Regions from separate parts of the Homo sapiens genome. Here region 2 is linked to region 1. The links are chromatin contacts, found by Hi-C or POLR2A ChIA-PET in ENCODE. All regions are on one chromosome and are shown on one strand. The core of a region is the stretch at or near the end of the contact, and the rest is flanking DNA. Distances in the headings are between cores, read along the strand shown.

The links. Hi-C counts contacts between places; a loop is a spot of excess contacts on that map. ChIA-PET counts read pairs that join two places held with the same protein, here RNA polymerase II (POLR2A). Pooled maps may share reads with other maps.
Region 2: a map of ascending aorta shows a loop between it and region 1 (2.4-fold over the local background). The contact joins two enhancer-like sites. A Hi-C loop is called at or near these places in 1 of 168 maps with a recorded cell type or tissue (ascending aorta) and 2 of 50 pooled maps. POLR2A ChIA-PET finds 5 or more read pairs at or near these places in 8 of 52 experiments (AG04450, CD8-positive, alpha-beta T cell, H1 and 5 more).

What each region holds. Positions count from the first base shown.
Region 1 is chr14:89,538,836-89,542,832 of GRCh38, forward strand. It overlaps a transcript of FOXN3 not described here. Among named protein-coding and RNA genes, the nearest start is that of FOXN3-AS2, 35 kb to the right of the region's middle. Within about 2 kb of position 1,641, at least 2 of the 41 ENCODE cell types and tissues checked have a DNase peak (open chromatin) inside an H3K27ac peak, as active enhancers do.
Region 2 is chr14:89,492,214-89,496,210 of GRCh38, forward strand. It overlaps a transcript of FOXN3 not described here. Among named protein-coding and RNA genes, the nearest start is that of FOXN3-AS1, 77 kb to the left of the region's middle. Within about 2 kb of position 2,023, at least 2 of the 41 ENCODE cell types and tissues checked have a DNase peak (open chromatin) inside an H3K27ac peak, as active enhancers do.

The DNA.
Region 1 (3,997 bases), core at 391-2,890:
ATTTATTTATCTATTTATTTATTTTTGAGACGGAGTCTCACTCTGTCGCCCCGGCTGGAGTGCAGTGGTGCGATCTCCGCTCACTGCAACTTCCGCCCCATGGGTTCAAGCGATTCTCCTGCCTCAGCCTCCTAAGTAGCTGGGATTATAGGCGCCCGCCACCACGTCTGGCTAATTTTTGTATTTTTAGTAGAGATAGGGTTTTACCACGTTGGCCAGGCTGGTCTCGAACTCCTGACCTCATGATCCACCTGCCTCGGCCTCCCAAAGTGCTGGGATTACAGGCGTGAGCCACGTGCCTGGCCACTTTTCTTTTTTTTATTTTTAAAAATTTAGTTGTATAATACCAAATTCTTCACTTGTCTTTTAACTGAAACCTTTCCCAATTTGTGCTTTTAAAGGCATTTGAAGATAAAAAGGTTATGTAGTCAAATGGAAATTTGAGAAAAGGAAATAAAATAAAACAGTATCTCCTAGAAAAGGATATAATGTGCAGTTTTGACCAAATTAATTTAATGTTTGTTTTTTAGGAGCTTGCTGGCTAGTGTTCTGAAAAACACAGAAAATACCGGTCCAGTGAAAATGATACATAAAACACTCCCCTGTTTTTATTTTGCCATTGTCTCAGTTTAAAAGAAAAACAAAATGGGATGTCTATAATGGAGAAATAAAGCAGGGCTCATAAGTAGGGTCGATAACAAAATTTCAAAATCATATAAACACAACCTTGGGTCCTGCTCACCACTTACATTGTGTGACTTGACTTAAAAATTGCTTCCACTTTCTCAGCCTCAGTTTCCATATCAGTCAAATGGGAATAATATTAACTGCCTCTTAGGGTAAGTAGGTGTATTTATTGAGAAATTCAAGCCAAATCATCCAGCAGAGTACTTAGCACAGAGCACACTTTGATGGTCAGGAACTGCTGCGTGAGACACTGATGGGTGACAGAGGGAGGCTCGTTAGGGTTAGTCCACGGCAGCTGTGCCTTCTGATACTAAAACAAAAATATATTCAACTTCAATGTGCTTGAAAAACTAGACATAGGCTGCATGAGAAAAGAAAAAGGAAACATACCAAAATGGAAGAGAAGTCTGAAGAACACTCATCTCAAGCCAGATTTTCAAGGAAATGAGTTTAATATGAAATTACAAAAACAGTGCCCTCGGCTGTTTCTACTTTTCTATGAAATCCGATAGCCAGATATCACGATGCAACAGAACAAAGAAAATGCAAAGAACAGCAGGATAAATACTTTTAGTTGTTTTCTCACGCCACTCCTTCAAATTGGTGTTTGCAGCATGGTAGTAGAAGGTAATGCAATAACCATGTGAAATTTACAGCAGACTTTAGGATTGTGGACATTTCTGAGCAAATAGAGATAACAACAAAGGCCAGGAACAAGTGACTGTGGGGTATGTGGTTAGATCAAGACCTTGAAAACAGATGCTTTACCTAGCCAAGTAAACCAATGTTTACCACTGTCCTCTAAAAGGCATGCTTAACATAGACCTAAAACTGAAGCAAATCCTTACACTAGAGTTTGATAGCATTTTTTTAAAATCTCGCATATAAAGTTGGCTGGAGACCTAAAGCAACCAGTTACAAAGAAAATGAGGCTGGGCACGGTGACTCACGCCTGTAATCCCAGCACTCTGGGAAGCCAAGGCGGGCGGATCGCGAGGTCAGGAGTTCAAGACCACCCTGGCCAACATAGTGAAACGTCGTCTCTACTAAAAATACAAAAAAAAAATTTAGCCGAGCGTGGTCGCACGCACCTGTGGTCCCAGCTACTTGGGAGGCTGAGGCAGGAGACTCGCTTGAACTGGGAGGCGGAGGCTGTAGTGAGCCGAGATTGCAACACTGCACTCCAGCCTGGGTAACACAGTGAGACTATGTCTCAAAAAAAAAAAAAAAAAGGAAAATGAACGAGTTATATGCCTTTAAAAATCAAATTTTGTTAGGATAAAACATCCAAAGACTGCTGCTGCTAAGAAAAATCTATATGGAATGTTCCTTGATATAAGTGACTCAGATCGGGTCTTAAAAATACTTTTGTTGTGCAGAGATTTGCAGTAGTAAGTAGGAAATGTCTAATAAGTGTTTGCAACATGAAGGAACTGAATGAATGAATGAATGAATAAACTAAGTGGCTGAGTCAGAGTATCTCTGGCTGAGTCACAGTATGTTAGAATTGGAAGAATTCTAAGATTCTTACCGATTTTGATTTCAATTTGTACATTGTGTCATTGGAAGCTCAGGACCTCACCAGACAGATCTCTCGCAAATATTTGTTGGATATATGAATGGAACCAGAGCTACAGAAACAAGCACTTTTCCTTCCTGGTTCAATTCAAACACATCATGTGGGTGGTGCTGTAAGAGGTGTTTGAACCACATCAACTCCATCTTGAATAGGAGCTGAGTAAAATAAGGCTGAGATCTACTCGGGCTGCATTCCCAGACGGTGAAGGCATTCTAAGTCACAGGATGAGACAGGAGGTCAGCACAAGATACAGGTCACAAAGACCTTGCTGATAAAACACTTTGTGGTAAAGAAGCTGGCCAAAACCCACCAAAACCAAGATGGCCACCACAGGGACCTCTGGTCCTCCTCACTGCTACACTCCCACCAGCACCACAACAGTTTATAAATGCCACAGCAATGTCAGGAAGTTACCCTATATGGTCTAAAAAGGGGAGGCATGAATAATCCCCCCCTTGTTTAGCATATCATCAAGAAATAACTATAAAAATGGGCAGCCAGCAGCCCTCGCAGCTGCTCTGTCTATGGAATAGCCATTCTTTTATTCCTTTACTTTCTTTATAAACTTGCTTTTGCTTTACTCTATGGACTTGCTCTGAATTCTTTCTTGCATGAGATTCAAGAACCCTCTTGGCCTCTGGATCAGGACCCCTTTCCCGTAACAGTGCTATGGCTGGGATTTTGCTCCCTGCTCTGCCACTCTGGACATAGCTGTACATCCTTGAGCAAACTTTTTCACTTCTCTGGTTTCCTTACTTGTAAAACTGGGCACATGGAACTACAAAAGGTCCCTTGCATCAGCAATATTCTAAGATTACTCAGGAAAATATAAGCCCAAAGACCCAAGTTGTTAAAGGAAAGGGGTCCCGATCCAGACCCCAAGAGAGGGTTCTTGGATCTCGCGTAAGAAAGAATTCAGGGCGAGTCCGAAGTGCAAAGTAAAAGCAAGTTTATTAAGAAAGTAAAGTGGTGAAAGAACAGCTACTCCATAGATAGAGTACGATGTTCCTGAAAGTAAGAGGAGGAACGCATCCACCCTAAGTACAATACTTGTATATATGGGGAGATGTGCTCTGCTACAAGGGTTTGCGATAAAGGATTAATTTTCTTAATTACTATATTTTGCAAGAATCGATATTATTATCTTTAAAGCAAAATTAAGAGTGCCTTTGTTCTCCAGATGTCAGGATACCTGGACACTCCCAAGTCTGAGTCTGTTTAGTAAACACTATTAATTTGTTCCCTTAACCGTAAACATCTAGAGGCTAGGAATGCCTAACTTTCTGAGAATGGAGCCCAGCAAATCTCAGCCTCATTTTCCTAGCCCTTGCTCAAAATGGAGTCACTCTGGTTCGAACGCCTCTGACAGACTTTTCACAATTAATAAAGTTCAGCATGATCAGAACAAATAAACGCAACCTGAGGTTAGTCAAGTTCGTCATTGCTTTTGTAGAACAGCTCGTTTCTCTACCAAACCACAAACTACTTTCTGCATCTTTTCTACATTTGTGCCTTAGAAAAAGTGGGGCTGATGAGATGGCTTGGAGCAACCCCTTCCTTGTCTACCCAGAGAATTTCTGAAGTGTATTAAGGAGATTTATAATTTGAGATGCAAGTGCCATTTCATTAATTGGCATTCTTGGAGATTTTGATTTTTTCCTGCCATCGATGGGTTAATATGCTGAGATCTTCTTTTGTTTTACAAAGAGGCAAGGAAACACATTTGGCTGA
Region 2 (3,997 bases), core at 773-3,272, 46 kb before region 1:
GCTATTTGGTCCCCTCAGCCTGGGGGGGCCAAGCACACGTGGGATCATGCAGCTTTCACACAGAGAAGTCCCAGGATACATGGGGCACACACCAGGCAAGCCAGGGCATGGGGACAGAGGTCTGCCCTCCCACCCACCCCAAAGATGGGTCTTAAAACTCCACTGAAGTTGGGGGTACAAGTGGGCAGAGCAGCTCGTCCTCTGAGAATGGAGCTGCCTTCGGTATGAGCCACCATTAAAAAGTTTCCCAAGGTCCGCACCTATAATCTCAGCACTTTGGGAGGCTGAGGCGAGAGGATGGCTTGAGCCCAGGAGTTTAAGACCAGCCTGGAAAATATAGTGAGGTCTTTTAGTTGGGCATGGTGGTATGTGCCTGTTGTCCCGGCTACTTGGGAAACTGAGGCAGAAGGATCGCTAGAGCCCAAGAGGCAGAGGTTGCAGTAGGGCGAGATAGCACCGCTGCACTCTGGCCTGGGCGACAAAGTGAGACCCTGTCTCAACAAAATAAAATAAAACCAAAAAACAACCCCCATAGAAGACACAAATTTCAATTCCCATCTCTGGATTGCTCAGACTACACATGGGCATATATGGAAAGCTTCAACATTCATTTCATTTATCAACTTATTTAGAAAGGCACATTGTATCTACCCACTGGGGTGTGGTACATTCCAGGGTTCAAGTCCCTGGTTTATAATCCAAAACCTGTCCTGGCCCTCCACATGCGTGGGTGCTCAGAAACTCCGAGCGCCTCAGAGGTATTCTCTTAACATCTGATCAAATAATGACTATAAAGAATAATATGCAGTACATACTGTAGATAGTTCCCTGTGCACATAAAAAAATAGTCTCATACAGCCCAAAGAGCTGTCTGCATCGCTTTTTCTAAAAGTCCACCTATGGTCGGAAAACTAACCTTCTTCAAATGAATAGATTAGCTTAAATTACCATGCCATTTTACATTCTCTTCACTGATACACGAATAATAAAACTATGAGGTAAATGCAGGCTTAAATCGAATAATGGGCATAAATAAAAAAATTTTTTGACATTAAAAACTCAGTGTAAATTGCACTACAACATACTTGAAAGCTCCCACAATCATAACGTGCACATTGAAATCCATTAACCTAATACCTAGGCTGCTATTCAAAAGTAGGGGTCTAGCAGGCAAATAAATACTCATTTGAACACTCCTCCGAAATTACTGCACAATTTGGTTGCAAAGTCACACACTTACAAAGTCTATCATCTTTACTTGGTTGCTCTGTAACCAACACTGAAGTCATATAAGGTTACAATGTGGCAGCATGAGATCAACACAGATACCAGCAAATGGTACTAAAAAGTAGCAGCAAATGTCAAAGACAAACCAGGGTCAGCTTGGAGAGAATGAGATATTTACATAAGCTTTCAGAAAAGACAATGGAGCCCCGATTTCCCCTTAACCGCACACCTAATCAACCTCTCTGCTCCTCACCTGATCATTCTGATATAAAAGCAATTTCTACAGTGATACATTCAAAGACCTTAGTTGCCATAAACTCAGCAGCTGTTAAAAAGATTCTGTTGCACATTCGATTTGCTTTAAGACTCAGCTATTTCCAACCAAAGCTTTCATTTCTTATCCATCTCTACCCCCCTCCAAAAAAAAAAAAAATAGCTTCATTAACAATATCCTTCTTTGATATGTCATCTGCCAAGGCCATTTTCTTACCTTTGTAACTCACATTTTTTTTCATTTGAGGATATTTACCCAAGCAAGGACAATTGTTTGACTGGAATCTTGCAACTTTCAACTTTGCCCAGATTTTGCCATCGTGCAGAAGGGGAATGCCGCAACCCCCGACACATCGTTCAGTTGAGCTAATACACATCTGAATCCAGAGCTATATTTTAAATTCTTTTACACTTACTTAATATAGTGCATGCCGCCTGTCCACTGATGCGATATCAGAAACCTGCAAGCTACTATTTCTGCAACTGTGTCACTGTAGATAGTCTGAAACATGTACGTAGCTGTTGCCATGGAAACAAACACAGCTAGGGTAGAGTGCCACGCTGTGTTAATTCCTTCACCCATGAACCCCAGGGGAATGCTAACATTCATCTTCTTTCTCCTTTAGTCTCACACTGCTTTAATATTTTTTTAGCATTATCAAATGATGTACTAAATACATATGGTACACCTGAAAATACGGATGGCTGAAATGAGCCGTGGTACCAACCTAGCCTGCCGGCTGGGCTGTCTGCTTAAGGTGGTGCAGCTCTGCAATGGATCCTTTCCTGAACTTCTCCTGGGAGAAATAAAGAACTTTGTCTTTCTTTTAAAATGGTGTGGGAAGGACAGAAAAGGTGAGCATCTTGTCTCCCCTAAGAACAGTTATCCTGGAATGGCACCAGAAGAAAGATGCTATCAGAAATGTACCTTCTCAGTTCTCTGAAAGGCAGAGGGAGGCCTTGCAAACTTTCTGAAGTGGATCCAAGCTAAGAGTTGTTCTCCCTTCCAAGTAGAGCTGCATTAGCAGGCTATAAACCCAATAGTTTTAATTAGGCAAAAGCATAAACCCTTAACAAGGGATTCATCTGTCCCCACTTGGTCTTTATTCCTAAACCCATGCAAGAAGGTATTAAAATGAGTGAGTAGGCAATGACATGGAAATCTGCCATTATTCAGAAAGGAATTGTGATTTTCCTGGAATTTGAACATTCTCTTTTTTGCTTCAAGTTCATATCTCTGTCCTTATCAATGCTTGGACCTGTGAAGAAAAGTCAAACTCATTCACTGCACCTAAAAGCCAAAATGTATGGTTATTGGTGCACTGGGCCACCTTCTCATTATTCAACTGGTAAGCCGCTTTAAATATTGGGGTAATATTCATCACGGTAGACAAAAGTAAGCTGTTCAAAATCTTAATTACATCATATCCCTTGGGCTGGTTAATAATATTCAATCTAGATGAAAATGGCCACGTTTTAGATTTGCATGCTGATGTGTTTCACTTGAATACAATTTTCGCACTAAATAATCACTTGTAGGCTTTAAAAGTGCAGCTCTGTGACCCTGAACTGGCATATTTTAAAGAAACCACTACTTTATTTGTGGGGATTATGGCAAAATTAGCCTAGAAAAGATGAGCAAACTTTTCCTGTTATTTTCCTAAATTGAATCATGCTTGGCTATTTACTATGATAATAATAATAAATTCATTCCTAAAATAAAGCAGAACAGAAAATGGATATATACACACCTTACTGGTTAAAGAAATTCATCACTTTTTAAAAGCAATCTCAAAAAGATGTTAGGGTCCAGTAGAAAACCTAGTCTTCAAGTATTAGCAGGGCAGGTAAGGATTACCCTTTAACTAATCACAACCAGTACTCATAAACTTCAGAGGCAGAACCACAGCAATGAAAACTGCAGTCCCTTCCATTAACTTTACATTTCTGCCTCTTATTTGCTTCAAGTTCAAATCTCTGCCATTATCAATGCCCTTACATTCCTCTAGTATCACAAAGCATTTTGACATAGGTTATTTCATTTGACTCTCATGAGAGTTCCACGAATTAACTTGGTAGGTATCACCAATCTCATTTCACAGAAGATACACTGAGGCTCCAAAAATCAGCAACTGGTCCTAGGCCACAAGGTAAGTGTCAGACCTTGCTTAGGTCACCTGATCCGATGTTCTCTATAGGGGCCGTGCTGCTCCTAAGCATGCTCACAATGCAGTTGGCTGCCTGTAATCCCAGCACTTTAGGAGGCTGAAGCGGGTGGATCATGAGGTCAGGAGCTCGAGAACAGCTTGGCCAACGTGGTAAAATCCCGTCTCTACTAAAAATTCAAAAATTAGCTGGGTGTGGTGGCAGGCACCTGTAATCCCAGCTACTCGGGAGGCTGAGGCAGGCGAATCTCTTGAACCCGGGAGGCGGAGGTTGCAGTGAGCTGAGATGGCACCATTACACTACAGCCTGGGCAACAAGAGCAAAACTCCGT